Regions from separate parts of the Mus musculus genome. Here region 1 is linked to region 2. The links are chromatin loops, found by intact Hi-C in ENCODE. Cell type or tissue: left cerebral cortex. All regions are shown on one strand.

Region 1 (8,000 bases), 120 kb before region 2:
TTGGCAATGCTTGAAATTCTTTGGTTCCCTTGCAGGTGGTGCTACTCCATCTGCTGAAGCCTGTTTTGGAAAGAACCCCCTTTTATTTTCTTTTGTGTGTAGGGAGATACACCCTCACTATAGAGCCTGTGTAGTTGTCCAAGGACAACACTCTGGAGTCGATTTTCTCCTTCCACCATGTGGGTCCTAGGTATCAAATCCAGGTTGTCATGTTTATTTAGTGGCAAGGCATTTACCTACTGAACCATTCCACCATCATTAAAACATTTTCCTTTCTCTCTCTCTCTCTCTCTCTCTCTCTCTCCCTTCCTTCCTTCCTTCCTTTCTTCCATTTTTTTTTTTAACTTTGAGACAGGATTTCATCACAAGCTAACTTTGAATTCACAATGTAAGCTAGGGTGACCTTGACTTTCTGATTTTCTTGCCTCCACCTTGTGAATGCTGGGACAGGCACTCTACCAATTCAGCTACAAACCTTAGCACGGCTCTTCTCCAGTCTTTAGTCTCCAGGACCCCAGGAGCTTCAGCATAAGATCTTCTTCAAACTCCTGAAGGGGGACGGAGTGAGTGTTGAGACCACTTTTCCTCCCAATGCCTCTCTAGTCTCTTCCTCCCTGAGGGGTATGGGTTAAGATCCACAAGTTAGGACTGAATCCTGGTGTCCCCGCTTTTCCAGCAGGTTCCAAAAGTGAAATCACACCCCCTACCCTCAGAAATAGGCCTTTTCCCAGAGCAAAGTGCAGGGAATATATTTATTCGAAGTCCCCGACCTCTCTCATATTCCGCTGTCGCACGACTGTGAACCTCAGCGCTCGCAGGACTCCGGAGCAACCTTGGGAACCCGGCCTGCGAGATTGAGAGCGCAGCCATCCCCCTGGAAAGGCCAATGGGACTGAGCGTTCCGTGCGGACTCCACCAGCTTCACGGCAGCCGAAGCACCCGAGGCGCCAGTGGGGAATTGCGGGACCCGCAGCTACTTGGACGGCCAGTTCGGCTGCGGTGGCAGCCAGCACCTATGGGCGGGACGAACGGAGTGAACTCCTAGTGCCATTGGCCGAGGAGCCTGCCAATTACCGGTCTTCATTGGCTGCTGGAATGGAGGCCCCACCTCGCAGTGGCTAAATTCTCGGAGTCGGATCACTCCTTGTGGGAGACCTCAGAGCGGGTCGCAGCATGAGTCGCCATACGGACTTGGTGAGGAGCTTCTTGGAGCAGCTGGAGGCCCGGGACTACCGGGAGGGGGCAATCCTCGCTCGTGAGTTCAGCGTGAGTGACACTCCAGCCATCAAGCTTCGCAGCCAGGCGCTCCCCACGGCTGTCCACCTGTGCAATATGAAAGCTCTGCCTTTTCCTCTCAGCTCCCGGGGCGTCTCCTCCCTCCTGCTCTCGGCTTTCCTCTTCCCGCACTTCTCTCACCCTGACTCTCCCAGCCTTCCGCACTTTGCCCACAGGTGCCCAGAGGGTGAAGACGGCTACTGTTTAGGAGGAGCCAGACACACTCAGGTGTCGGTGTCGAGCTCCCGGTGCAATCTTCTCCCTAGCGGGGCCGTGGCTTCCGCCGTGGAGGGAGGCAACACACCTGCGCTGGACTCGAGTCCCCAACCCGGGCCACTCCTGGGTCACCTTGTAATCCCAGGGAGGAAGTGGTTTGGGGCAGCAGAAAGAGGAACGAGGAAACTTGTAGCCTAGCCTAGGTTTCGCGTTACCAGTCTATCCTAGGGCTTTTCAGAACTGTGGCCCTGGGAGCTCTGACTTCATTTTCACCTGTTTTGAATTGTGAATGATAAAAGACAAGCCGGTTTGAAAATTAGGTGGTTTGGGTAGATGCACCTAGCACGCGTTGGGTATTCACTGGCTATATTAACTGTATGCACCTGCCTTTAACATGGTTTACAAAGGTTGTAAACGTTACCTCGGGCCAATCAAGCTTGTGAGAGCTACTGCCACTCAACAGCCATGGCACACAACATGTAATGACGTATTTTAAATAGAGTGACATGATCCAAATACGTAATACACTATCTCAAACTTAGAAATGTAAATGACAATGATATAAAAATAAGTGTGACATTAAATGATCACTTACAGCCTGGCATGGTGGCACATGCCTGTAATTCTAGCAGTTGGTAGCCTAAAACCGGGGGATAACCATGAGTTCAAGGCCAGCCTGAATTACATAATTTTGTGACCACTCTGGAATACTCTGGAGATTGTTTCAAAGAATGAAAAAGATAGTTTACACAGGCCAATATGTAAACCAGTAACAGTGAAACTCTGGTGGTGGTGCATGCCTTTAATCCTAGCACTTGGAGGCAGGGAAAGGAAGGTTACTGTAAGTCTGAGGTCAGTCTGGTCTACACAGTGAACTCCAGGACAGCCAGGGATATGTAGGAAGACCTTGTCTCTAAAACAATAAAAAAACCAACCAAACAAAAAAAATAACCCCAACTAACTAAATAAGCAAAACAAACAAACAAAAACCCAACAAAGCAACCAAACACCACAACAGATACAACAAACATTAATAAGAACCAAATTTATAGCAGGGTGATGATGGCACACACCTTTGATTTCAGCACTTGGGAAGCAGAGCCAGGTGAATCTCTTGAGTTCAAGGCCAGCCTGGTCTACAGAGTGAGTTCCAGGACAGCCAGGGCTACACGGAGAAATCCTGTCTCGCAAACCTAAAACCAAACCAAACCAAAAAACCCAAAAAGCAAGCAAACGAACAAACAAACAAACAAAAAACCCAAACCAAATGTATTAAGTTAGTAAGTAAATATACACACAAGCATATGGACAGGTTAAATGTGAGTCTAGATAATTTTCATATGTAAATGCTGTAACAGAAGAACTACTAGCATAAAGTATACATTTTATAAGCAAGAAGATATGCATAAACAGGAAGAAGGTGTCTCTGGGGGCTGGAAAAACCTGACCAACATAAGTAAACCACTTTGGAATGGTGGCCCAAACACAATGCCAGTCATTGCAAATATGAGCACCCGATAAGAGCGGTACTCTTCACCAGTTATAATAATGCAACAGCTATAAAGCACCTATAGCATCTTCCTACATGTTATACCTCATATCTATAGCATATTGTCATGCTGTACCTTGTTTAAAGTATTTTTAATTTTTATTTGGCGCATGTAGCTATATATGTATGTATGCATGTGTGTATATAGATACTCTTGGAGACTAGAAAAGGCTATTGAATCCCTGAAGCTGGAGGTACCAGCACTTGTGATCTGGCCAGTGCTAGTGCCAGGAACCAAACTTGGTTCTCTATAAGAGCAGAAAGCACTCCTAACCACTTAGCCATCTTTTCTAAGCCCTATTATTTTTTTGAGACAGGGTCTTGAGACAGGTTCAGGCCGGTCTTGAATTGAATATGTAGCCAAGGATGACTTTGAACTTGTTTAAATTATATGTGTGCACACATGTTCTGGGGGAACTGGACAACCATGAGAGCTACTTTTACCCTTCTATCTTACCTTGGGGTGAAAGTCAGGTTATCTGGCTTGGTGGCAAACACCTCTACCCACTGATGCATCTCCCTGGCCCCAGTTTAATTTGTTTTGGGGGTGGGGGTCTTGTTCATGCCACAGCACCTATGTACAGTCAGAGGACAATTTTCTGGTGTCAGGTCTCCTTATGGTGTGGGGATATAGGGATTGAGTAGAAAATCTTCAGGCCTGTGCAGAAAGTGCTTATTATATGCACCGAACTATCTTTTGGGTCTAAATGATGCATATTTTATTATGATTTATAGTACATTATAACATGATTGAATGTGCAGATCTGAGAGGTCTGGATTCAATCTTTATTGGGGTACCTCCTTGAGGGACCTTTGGCAAGTTACTCAACCACTCACTACCTACATCAACGTTCATCTGCACAATGGGGAGAGTGGATAGCCCCCCACTTGGGATGTCTAAATCCCCTAGCACTGGGCCTGACTTTCACCTGCTGTCCTAGATATTATTACACAGATGCTAGTACGGCTGGGTCTCACTCTGTTCTTTCTGCTCATGGTGCTTTCCACTAGGACATTAAGGCCCGCTCAGTGGCCTGGAAGTCTGAAGGTGTGTGTTCCACTAAAGCCGGCAGTCGGCTTGGGAACACGAACAAGAACCGCTACAAAGATGTGGTAGCATGTAAGTCAGTGGGTATCTTGAGGGAATCAGTGCCACTTGCACAAATGCTGGGTGGCAGTGCCCATTTGGCCGCACCCACCCACAGCCAGCCCCTCCCACTCTTCCTCCCTCCCCTCAAACCCCGCCCCCCGCCACTCCCCAAAGCATGCTATTGCTTGTGCTTGAGGTAGCTGCATTACTCCCTGAAGCCACAAGGGGGCAGAGCTCCACTAGTGTGCTGTCACCCCGCTTGCTTTTGCCTGGGAGGGCGTCAGTGACTTGACACCCACCCCTCCACATGTCCCACCCTCTCCCAGATGATGAGACAAGAGTCATCCTTTCCCTGCTCCAAGAGGAGGGACATGGAGATTACATCAATGCCAACTTCATCCGGGTCAGGCTAGTGATCAGGGGAGGGGTGGCTTTGGGGTGGGTTGGGACAGGCTTCAGCATCTCGTTAATGAATGGGCCTTTCCTAGGGCATAGATGGAAGCCAGGCCTACATTGCGACGCAAGGACCCCTGCCTCACACACTGTTGGACTTCTGGCGCCTGGTTTGGGAGTTTGGGGTCAAGGTCAGCTTTGCGGGACAGAGAGAGAGGGGCATGGTTCTGAGTCCCTGTCCTTCCGATTTCTCCTTACTCAGTGGCCTCCGTCTTCCTTACCTTTTGTCTAGGTAATCCTGATGGCCTGTCAAGAGACAGAAAATGGACGGGTATGTATCCTCAGCCTCCTAGAATGCAAAGAAGGCTTGTGCAGGGAGGAGAGGAGGCGCGGAGTCTCCTTCTTGTCCCTAGAACCAGAGTCCAGTCCCTGCCTGACTCCACTGCAGCTCTGCAAAAGCCACTGGTCCTAATTTTGCCTTGATCTTTTTCCTTTTGATCATGGGGTTGTCCCCACAGTACTGGCAGCCCGATCAGCCCACATCATGTACTGAAGAGTCTCCACCCTGGTCTCTTTATACCCTTGCCTGCTTCTTATACTCCCCTCTACAGGCTCTGTTTGGGGATGTCCTCTGCCATGGGTTTTACCATTGCCCATTCTGTTACCTGGACCTTCACGTGGTGTCACACCCCCACATGCCCACCTCTAACTCTTTCCTGTGTCTTACCATTTTCCTTCATAGTTCTTGTCTACCTCAACACATGGGATAATTCTAAAAGGGGAAATGCACATCACAGTAGTATGACGACCCTCCACAAGCTATTATTTTTACCTTTGACTATCTTCTTACCGGGATACAATTCTCCCGTTTAGCCAGGCATGCCAGCTCCCAGTGTGTACTTCAGGTTCTTAGGAGGCCAAAGTAAGAGCATCAAAACTTTGAGGCTGCCGGGCGGTGGTGGTGCACGCCTTTAATCCCAGCACTCGGGAGGCAGAGGCAGGCAGATTTCTGAGTTCGAGGCCAGCCTAGTCTACAAAGTGAGTTCCAGGACAGCCAGGGCTATACAAAGAAACCCTGTCTCGAAAAACCAAAAAAAAAAAAAAAAAAAAAAAAAAAAGCCAAAAAAAAAAAAAACCAAAACCAAAACCAAAACCAAAAAAACCCCTGAGGCCAGCCTGGGCAACTCAGGGAGACCATCCACACATTCACCACCCTGTTAGCAGTCCCAGCCCATGTTTAAAGTCACAGGCAACCCCTAGTCCCCTAGTCTCCTTTTGATGCCAGCAGATTTGCCTACTCGGCATGTTTAACATGAAATGGAATTGTGTGGCACGTGCCTTCCACGACTGGCGTCTTCCTCTTTGTGTTCTCGGTTCTTGCATCCAGAAGCATGGCCCTAGTGTACTTCTTTTGATTGCTGAATAGCACCTTGAACGCACCTACATCTCACTCCTCCTCTAAGCAGTTTGTAGATGCTGGATTGCTTCTCTGAATCACACCGCTGTGAACTTTCGTATGCAAGCCTTTGTGTGGACATGAACTTAGAGTTTGCACTAGGTGGAACTGCTGGCTCATAGAGGAACTCTAATTTTAACTCTAGTTTAAGGAAGTGACAGGCCATTTTCCAGAGTAGCTGTGTCAGGTTACTTTTCCATCCACAGTACACAACTCCAGTTTCCTTACATCCTCGCCAACAGTTCTGATTCCTTCTCATTTTGAAAACCTTTTACTTACTGTGTATAGGGGCATGCGCATGTGTGCACATGTGTGCCGTGGAATGGGGCAGAGGTCAGAGACAAATTTGGGAAGTGGATGTCTCTTTCATCCATGTGGGTCCCTGGGATTGACTTGGCAACAAGTGTCTTTACCCATGAGCCATTCTGCCTGTTACCCCTGTTCCCTGCCCCCCCTACCCCCATTATAGCCATTGTTGGAAATATAAGGGAGTCTCTAACTGGGTCTTGTAAACCTTGTGGTAAAATATATGTAAACATAAAAATCGCCATGTAAGGGACTGAAAGATGTCTGGAGGTTAAGAGCACTTGTTACTCTGTAGAGGACCTGAACTCCTAGGTAGTACCTACATCAAGTAGCTTATAATTACCTATAACTCCAGCCCCAAAGGGATCTGATGCCCTCTTCTGGCCTCCTTGGGCACCCAACACACACACACACACACACACACACACACACACACACACACACACAGCATAAACTCCTCCTCCTCCCCTGGTCCTGGCCACCTGTCTTCTGTCCCTATTGTTGCCTGTCCTAGCCGCACCGTGTAAATGGGATTATAAAATATGTGTCCTTCTGTTTCTGGTTCCTTTCCCTTGATGGTTTTAAGGTCTGTCCATGATGTCATGTGCACCAGAATGTCATTCATTGTAAGACTGAATATGCCATGGCTTTGTGTCGTGTTTCCTGTACCCATTCATCTGCTGATAGACAGTTGGGCTGCTCTCCCTTTTAGACCACGGTTGGCACACACTGATAAAACAGTTTATGTTTGCTTCTGGCTTTCGTTTTCATTTGTGTGAGTCAATGCATGTCCATGTGTGGTTATGGATATGTGTCTCTGTCTCGTGCATCTCACTATATCACCTTGGCTGGCCTGGAACTCACAGAGATCCACCTGTTTCTGCCCCCCCCCCCCTGCTTCTGCTATATTGCTAGGTTTAAAGACTTGTGACACTCTGCTGGCTCTTTTGTTCCTTTAGGGGTCCTCCCTGAACTCAGTCCTTGAATTTTCTCAGCTTGGCTAGAAGCTGGCAAGCCCCAGAGATCTTCCTGTCTCTGCCCACCGCTGAGCTGGGGCTACAAGCATACAAAGGTGCCTAGCTTGTTATATGGGTGCTAGGATCTGTGCTCCAGTGTTCATGGTTGTGTGGCACTCTTAATTGCTGAGCTCTCTCTCTAGAACTGTCTATTTTTTTTTTCAATTATTTGAATATAAATCTGCAGCAGAATTGTTTAATTTTTTTTTTTCCACAGTGGCTAGAACTTTTCGGCTTCTATTGGCTAGGGGTTTTGGTCTCTCCCTATGTTCAGCCACACTTGCTATTTTGTATGCATTCATTGTGTGGTGTGCACATATTTAGAGATCAAAGGAGGATGTCAGGTGTCCTGTGCTGTCCACTTTCTGCTTTTTTTCCTTGACTCGGGTGTTTCTCTTAGCCTAGAACTAGGCTGGCAACCATAGCCTAGAGATCCTCTGTTTGTTCTTTGCCCCTACGATGTTGGAGTTACAGGGTATACCAGCCATCTCCCATGGGTGCTGGGTCTTTGAATTCAGATCCTCATTCTTGTTCAGCATCTGTTCTTACCCATGAGCCATCTCTCCAGGTCAACAGTTATTTACCTCCCACTCATGGGGATGGAGAAATGGCTCAGCGGTTAAAAGTGTATTCTGCTGTTGCAAAGGACCCACATTTGGTTCCTAGCACCAACATCAAGTGGCTTACAAGGACTTGGAA
Region 2 (8,000 bases):
TAGAGAGGTCGCTTCGTGAAGTGTTAATTTTGTAGTAAACTCCTGTCCTGGTGTGCTGAGAGTCAGAAGCAGACACGAACATCTCCATGATCGCCTTTCTGCTGATCTCTGATGTAGTTTCAGATTCACATTCCTTTCCCCCCATTCTCTCTTGTCCCAAGTTTCCACTTTCACCTGTAGCTCCTCACACTCCGTCCAGGGTCCTTGGGTCAGCTATGGCCTCCTGACTGATCTCCTGGCCTGTTCCCATTGCTCTTTCAGTCACCGCTGCATCCATGTTTATATGTCTCTTTTCCTTGGGGCCTTTTGCAGGGTGTGTCCACTGTCTAGAATGCACTTTCTGTGTCTCCTTGGTCTTCTGCTGTCTTTTAGGTTTTCACATCCTTGAAAGAGAATGGATTAAATAAGTGTCCTGCATGGGTTCTGAGCTCATGGAATGCAAAGGTTCATATTAGAGGTGAGAGGCTGCTTAGTGTAGTTGGGGGCCTGTCTTTGAAAATTATTAGCATAAATTGCGTTTGTAGAAGTAAAGTTTCCAGACCCAATATCCTTTTTAGGAATCTGAAATGTGTGAAATTTCATCAAATGAAACATATGGTCAAGGTGTTTCAAACACATAAAACACTTCATTTAAATACGTAACACCATCTTAAACTGTCAGTAGTAGAGTTGGAGGTCTGAGCCTTAGAGACTTTCCACGGAGACTGGGAAGATGGTAACTTGGTCAGTAAAGAACTTGGGGCCTCTCAGATGACTTGGTGAGTTAAAAACACTTTCTGCAGTGCCTGATGACCTGAGTTGGATTCCTTGGGCCTGCACAGTGGAAAGAGAGATCAGACCATTGTAGCTTGTCTTCTGGCCTCCTCACATGCATCATGGTACCTTAGTGCATGCATGCACACATGCACACACAAACAGTAATAAAAATTTTGCTAAAACTTCAAGCAAGTCCAAGGAGCTGGTTTCAGTCCCCAGGAGCCACATAAAAATCCAGTCACGTGGCATAGACTTGAAATCTCTAAACTTAGGGAGATAGGTAGATCCTTGGGAGCTCACTGTCTAGTCAGTCTAGCTTGCTCAGGAAGCTCCAGGTCTCAGTGAGGGACTGTTTCAAAAGCAAAGTGGATGATGGCTCCTGAGGAATGAATGACACTGGAAGTTGACCTCTAATCTTCATGTCCACAGGTCTCTCTCTCTCTCTCTCTCTCTCTCTCTCTCTCTCTCTCCCTCCCTCCCTCCCTCCCTCCCTCCCTCCCTCTCCCTCCCTCCTCTCCCCCTTTCTCTTTCTCTCTTTTTTTCTCTCACACATACGCACACACACACTCATGCATGCACACACACATATAAAGATACATATACAACATACAATACACATATGCACATATACACACATACATGCACACGCATATACACATGCACATATAAACACATAGACATACACACACAGACACACACACACATGCAATAGTGTATACAATTGTCTGTTACAGTTGAAGCCCTGGACTTTGAAAACCTTTAAATCTTGCTCTAGAGTAAGCACTAGAATCAAATATAAGTGGTGGCTAAGCTCCGCAGACTACAAGGCAGGTACCACCTACTTCCTTTGGACCTGTCATGAGTTTACACGGACTGACAGGTTGTTAGCCACAGGGTTATAAAACAGAGTGCCTCTCAGATGACTTGATCTTGGTTTTTCTGACTGAGAAGCTAAAGACATTTAGCCTCTGCCCCCAGGCAGTGCTGGTTTAGTATCTGGCCGCTCACATAAATCCTTCTCTGCTTCCGAAAGCTGTTGTAGAAGGTGACTGCTCAATTAGCTTCCCATCGGGCAGAAGGCTCCCATTTCCAAAGAGAAGGGCTGGATAAAGTAACAGGATAGATTTCCAAAGACAGGCTGGATTAGACATTTTGATGTGAACACTGATTGAAGCGACAGGCCGCTGCCTAGGACTGAGGTCTCCAGTGTGCTGTCTTGAAGTTTGCTACTCGGTCTTATTGCATACACAGTGGCAATGAAGCTTATGAGGTCCTAGCTGTATCACTATAAGGGATACAGTCCAGTATACAGTCCTTTGTATCGTCGTCCTGGGAGGATCACATTCTAAGTTCAGAATGGAATGAAATGTCCACCCTTTCCTGATTTTAGCTCACGTGACCACGCTGCAGATTAGAAACTGGTATTTTTTTTTTTTTTCTGAAAGAGATCTCAGTCTAAACAGTTTAATTCTTACAGGTGCAAAATTTTATATACAGGGAAATAATCTTTAATGTAGCCGGATGAAATGACTTCCAGGGATACAGTAACTAAAATATGCTCGCTGAACACTGAGAGGCATGAATAAACTAGATATCCTGTAACAAATATCTCCTTTAAAATCACACGGTTTTCAAATATAAATGTTTCTAAATTACAAAGTTATAATTTTTCTAATTTGTGTTAGGCTTGCAACCTGAAGTCTTTACCTTCATTGTGTTTTCCAGAATTCCTAATGAGAACACATTTATTCATTTAAGTTTCTCACAAAAGATAGTTCTAGTGGGATGTGGTAGTACATAACCTGTAATCCTGGTACTCTAGAGGTTGAGGCAGGAGAATGAAGTATTCAAGGCTAGCCTGGGTTACTGAGTGATGAGAGGTTGAAGGAGGGAGGTAGAGATCTTGATCATTGGTTCAGGGGTTCAAGTCCCAGCTTTACTACCAATGGCTTAGTTTATTGGCTTTTCTGAAGTTGAATTTTAGAAAAGGAATTCTTTTAATTTTTAATGATGTGCATGCATGAGTGAGTATGTGCATGTATGAGTGAGTATGTGCATGTATGTGCAGATACCTGAAGAGGTGAGGAGACAGGGTCATACCTGCACCCCCTTCTCCCAGAACTGGGAGTTACAGGTGATTGTGAACTCCCTAGTGTGGGTTCTAGGAACCAAACTCTGCTCTTCGGAGAGAGCAGCACGTGCTCTTAACTGCTAAGTCATTTCTCCAGCCCTGAGCTCATACTTTGTAAAGTGATGATTACAGTAGTTTGTCCCTTGTAAGCGTAGGGGCCAAGCTTTCTGCTTGGTTAGGTGGGTAATAGCAATGCTCAAGTTGAGTCCCTTGCCACCAGACCCTGCATAATAAGCACTTTGCCATGTGCATTAGAGCTCACCAAACCTGTAAAGGAATGCGAGAGGCAGAATGCTCTGAGGAGAAATCTGCAGGGTCAGGATGGAAAAGGCTTGGGCCCTCGCCATCTCCCAACAAGCTGAACAGCAACCCTGATGCCTGAGGCACGGTGCCCACCCGTCTCCCAGGAGACTGAAAAGCCACCATGGCACCTGAGGCACGGTGCCCAAGAGCTATTGTGCTGTGATTAAAGGAGCCACACAGAGGGAGAGCTAAGCCTGTGCTCTGTGGCTCTCCTGAACAATGCAGACTACTTGTCTTGTCCCCCAGCCAAAAGTCCCAGATGTCACTTGGACGGGAGAAAGTGCTACCCCCCAGGTGCAAGCAGGTGGCAGCAGTGCAGTCAGCTTGCCCATGAGTCCCTGTGATGCTGGCTTTGCCCACTTGAAGCTGCATGCAGGGGCACTTCTGGGACTCTGGCCAGCCTGACTGCCAGATGGCTTTCATGCTGCCATCTAGAGGCAACCAGGAGGCTTCTTTGGGGCAGTTTATAGGGCTGAACCTGCTGCAAGCCCTCCTCACAGGCTGGGGCTGGGATGAACAAATGCAGGGGATGACCACAGAGCAGTCCTAGAGAGACCTCAGCCTCAACATCTCTAGCCAGGTGGACAGAGGCTGACCTTCAGGCCACAGGCAGAGAGAGTTTCTGCTAGGGCTGGGGAAAGAGCTCAGAAGGTTCTCCAGCCATGCGCTGGTTTTCCATTTCTTGCTAGGGTCCTCTGGCTCTATACATCTACCCTAAGGGCTGCATGTTCTAAACCAGATTCTTCTCTTACAAGCCAGCCCTTTGGTCTCTAGTGTCAGGACTCCCGTCCTGCCTTCTTTTTATGTGACTCCTGAAGCCTGGCATTCCCCCCCCCCCCTTTGGAAGACTCTGACTCCACTTCTAGAACAGCCTCAGGCTCTTTGGTCAGCCTCTTGTGGTTCCTTTCTCCTCATCGATTCTGCAAGTCCGGCCTCCTTAATGTCCCTGCTTCCACACACTCACCAGAAGACTCAAGTGCTTCTGGGATCCCGGGATACAGCCAGGGAAGGCCCAGCTATGACAGAACAATCAAGTCACTAGCACATTCACCACCCAGCAAAGCCCCCGACTCCCAGTGCTGACTGTAGCATCTTCTGCCATGAACTCAGCCTGGTCACCAGAAACCATCTCTAGATGGACTCCAGGCGATATCTGTCAGTGACAGCTGCCTGCCTTTCTGGTCCATGATATTCTGTGACATGTGCTGTGCCTTGCTGCCATGAGATTCCCTCCTCCCCTGGCTCATGCTTTGCAAACCCTGTGAGATTTTTGGCTGCCTCTTGCTTGAGAGCCTCGGTACAGACTGAGTCTTACTTTCCCCAGCAGATGCCTGGTCCTCCCTTGATGCTTCAGGCCTGGGAGGCATCCTACTTCCCCAACTCCTCCATACTATATACTCAGAAGGCTGAGATGCTCCTCCTGAGGATGTGGTAAGGGTAGGTGCTATGTGACTTTTCTTGGGGTGAGCGAAACAAACATCAATTTGCCAGACTAAATAAATCATTCCACTGTAGCCTGATTTTCGAACCAGCATCTTCATTGGGTAACTTCTAACAGTGTAGGCAGGGTGTCCCTTTGGGTGGTGGTGACTCCAAGGCTGTTTGCATAACTTGCAGGAAGCTCAGCTGGTTATCATTGTTACTGCTTGTATAGCCAGGAGTGTGTGTGCCCTTGTGAGTCTTGTAAATTTCAGGATATTGCAGGATTTGTTTACTTTCTATGGGTTAAGGAGCCTTCCCTGGCTGCCCAGGAGAGAGTGTTTCAGTTGGGAAGGAATAGCCTCATAACAGATAGAGGGTGTTGTTATTGAATTCCTGGGCCTGGAAATGGGAACCTGAATTGACTGGAGAGCTCAAAGAGTGCTTGGGCAACTTGAAAACGTAAAAGGTGGCATCCTGTTCCTCTTTCTTCTTTCCCTCTCCATGGAGAATCCACTAGGGCTAAAGCACCGGAATCCATCAAGTCATGTGAGCAGGGGCAGGCTGGCCTTTCAGAGCCTACAGACTTTATAATTTTTGCACACAGCACTGGCTTACTTTCTCCTCCTCCTCCTCCTCCTCCTCCTCCTCCTCCTCCTCCTCCTCCTCCTCCTCCTCCTCCTCCTCCTCCTCCTCCTCCTCCTCCTCTTCTTCTTCTTCTTCTTCTTCTTCTTCTTCTTCTTCTGTTTTTGCTTTTTTGTTTTTTTGAGGCAGGGTTTCTCTGTGTAGCCCTGGCTGTCCTGGAACTCTGTAGACCAGGCTGACCTCGAACTCAGAAATCCACCTGCCTCTGCCTCCTGAATGCTGGGTCCTTCTTCTTTTTTAAAGATTTTTTTATTTTATATATGTGAGTATGCTGTCGCTGTTGCTGTCTTCAGACGCACCAGAAGAGGGCATTGGATTCCATTGCAGATGGTTGTGAGTCACCATGTGGTTGCTGGGAATTGAACTCAGGACCTCTGGAAGAGCAAGCAGTCAGTGGTCTTAACTGTTGAGCCATGTCTCCAGCCCCTGGCTTCCCTTCTTGTTGCAGTAATAATATACCTTCCAAAAGCAACTTAAGAATGAGTCTGTTTTGGCTCACCGTTTGAGGGGATGGTGGTAAGGCTTGGTGACAGGAGCAAGAGGCTGGTTGCTTCTGGTCACACTGTATCTGCCATCAACAAGCAGAAAGAGTGAACTGCTACTTCTCCGGGTGTCATCTCCTTTTTCCATTGAGTCTGGGGTCCATGGCATGCTCTCCAAATCCAGGGTGCACCTTTCCATCTCAAATGACCCAATCTTAAAACATCTCTCACAGACACACCAAAAGAAGTGTTTTCATGAGGATTCTAAATCCAGGCAAGCTGACAGTAAACCGTAACCATCACAGATACTATGTGCCCTCTGCTTTCTTCCACAGTGGCAAGAAGACTGTCAACATGGAGCTGAGGAGAGGAAAGACCTTCATCAAATCTAGCGTGCAGATTTCTCACGAGAAACTCATAGACTCACCAGCCAAGGAGGACCCAGACAAGTGGCCACTGTCGCTGGGAGAGCAGCAGCGAGCCTATGGCGAGAAGAGCTCCCAAACAAGTCCCTGTTCCCAAGGATACGGCCGGTGCCCCAACAAAGAGGTCCTGTCTGATCCTGAAGGGGGTCCCGTGCCCCTCTGTGGAACCACCTTCAAGTTGGTGCGCAAGAGTAAGACTCATGACAGTGTTCCAGGGGCTGTGAAGGCGGCGGCCCCCACAGGGCAGATGGTAGGTAGCACAAGCTTCTCAGAGACCCCAGGAGGTCAGCGCATGATCGACTACCGCCACTTTGTGCCCCAGATGCCCTTCGTGCCAGCTGTGGCTAAGAGCATCCCAAGAAAAAGGATTTCTCTGAAAAGGTCCAAGAAGTGCTTTCGAAACCTATTTCACATGCGCAGAAGCAAGACTGAGAACTTGGCCTCGCTCTCAGCCAAGGGGAAGAACCTCTCACCCTCCGGGGTCCCAGCGCAGCAAGGCACGGCTTTCCTCTCCATGGGTGAGGGGCTGGGGCTGGACAGCCTATGCCAGGACCTGTCTGACAGTGAGTTTCTACATGACTCACCCTTTGACCTCTGCAGCGCCCTGTGTGAGGATGTGGCCTCACTGAAAAGCTTCGATTCACTTACAGGTTGTGGGGAGATCTTTGCAGATGGGAGCTCGGTGCCATCTGTGGAGCTGAAGGACGGCCCAGAGAGCCCAGCCCATTCACCTCAGGCTCTGGACTGCAAGACTCCCTGTGGCCCCGCCCAGGGTGGTATGGAACAGCTGATGTCACCTGCCCAGAATGAAGCATCAGACTTCAACAAGTTCTGGGACAGTGTGAATCGCTCTGTGCAGCAGCAGCAGCGTGCTCTGATGGGCCCATGGTTGACGAGTCCCGAAGGGACAGAAACAGACCAGACCAGGCTAGACACATCTGGATTAGCTGAACTACCCCTGTTCCCTTGCAGGGGTCCCCCCAGCGGTTCCAAAGCCAGCTCCATAGACACAGGTACCCCCAAAAGTGAACAGCCAGAATCTGTGTCCACAAGCGATGAAGGTTACTATGACTCCTTCTCTCCAGGCCTTGAGGAGGAGAAGAAGGAAGCTGCGAGCCCAGGCACGCCTGCAGCCACTTTCCCCAGGGACAGCTACAGCGGGGACGCCCTCTACGAACTATTCTATGACCCCAGCGAGGCCCCTGTTGGCCCAATCCTGGATGATGACTGTGTGTCTGAGAGTCTCTCGGGGCCTGCCCTAGGGACCCCGTTGTCTATGTGCAGCTTCCGGGTGGGAGCCGAGGAGAACCTGGCCCCAGCGCCAGGCCCTGACTTGCTCAGCCAGGGTTTCCTACAGAGTACCTGGAAGGGCAAGGAATGTTTGCTGAAGCTCTGTGACACAGAACTTGCCATTACCATGGGCATTGTCAACTGGCTGCGCAGAACCCCACCGGCCACTTCCCCTACCCCTGCATCTACCCCTGCCCCTACCCCTGCCCTTGTCCTTAGGGAGCCTGCTGCCCCACCTGACCCCCATAGAGTTCTCAGAGGAGCATCAGTGGGTGTGAAAGGCAGGGAAGACCAGGCCACGACATGCTTTCCACCCAGCAGGCAGGAGCCCTGGGCACATTCAGGAACCAAAAACTTGCTTGTTAGAGAGTGTGAGGTCTTAGGAGAGCCTGCAAGGGGTAGTAAGACTCCATCTAAGGATGACTCTCTAGAGGAAGGAACACAAGACTTCTCTGAAGGCCAGTCCTCCTCTGAAGCTACCATGACAAGCATTTCTGGGAACAACAAAGCTGTGACCTCTGCCACCTGTCTCAGCTCACAGAAGGAACT

What was found. A loop is a pair of places that touch in the nucleus more often than their neighbours do. Peaks named below come from ENCODE experiments on the same cell type or tissue, not always from the same donor. Only the 100,000 strongest peaks of a DNase experiment are listed, where the experiment ranks them.
Region 1: it touches region 2 in a loop (2.0-fold over the local background); 2 of 42 quality-filtered maps call a loop at or near these places.

Annotation. Positions count from the first base shown.
Region 1 is chr1:34,458,651-34,466,650 of GRCm38, forward strand. It overlaps Ptpn18 (protein tyrosine phosphatase, non-receptor type 18), which reads left to right and starts at 1,096. Exons shown (of 15, transcript NM_011206.2): 1 at 1,096-1,266; 2 at 4,052-4,160; 3 at 4,457-4,533; 4 at 4,619-4,714; 5 at 4,816-4,854. The coding sequence starts at 1,174. Gm32504 (a long non-coding RNA gene) reads right to left here and starts at 2,385. Exons shown (of 4, transcript XR_373299.3): 1 at 1,109-2,385; 2 at 771-1,013; 3 at 1-614. In left cerebral cortex, CTCF peaks have their summits at 1,208 and 4,362 (motif pointing right); DNase peaks (open chromatin) are centred at 1,060, 4,341 and 6,025; H3K4me3 peaks cover 1,189 bases.
Region 2 is chr1:34,580,592-34,588,591 of GRCm38, forward strand. It overlaps Amer3 (APC membrane recruitment 3), which reads left to right. Exons shown (of 2, transcript NM_213727.2): 2 at 6,072-8,000. The coding sequence starts at 6,091. Among named protein-coding and RNA genes, the nearest start is that of Amer3, 4.9 kb to the left of the region's middle. In left cerebral cortex, a CTCF peak has its summit at 3,611 (motif pointing left); a DNase peak (open chromatin) is centred at 3,524; H3K4me3 peaks cover 334 bases.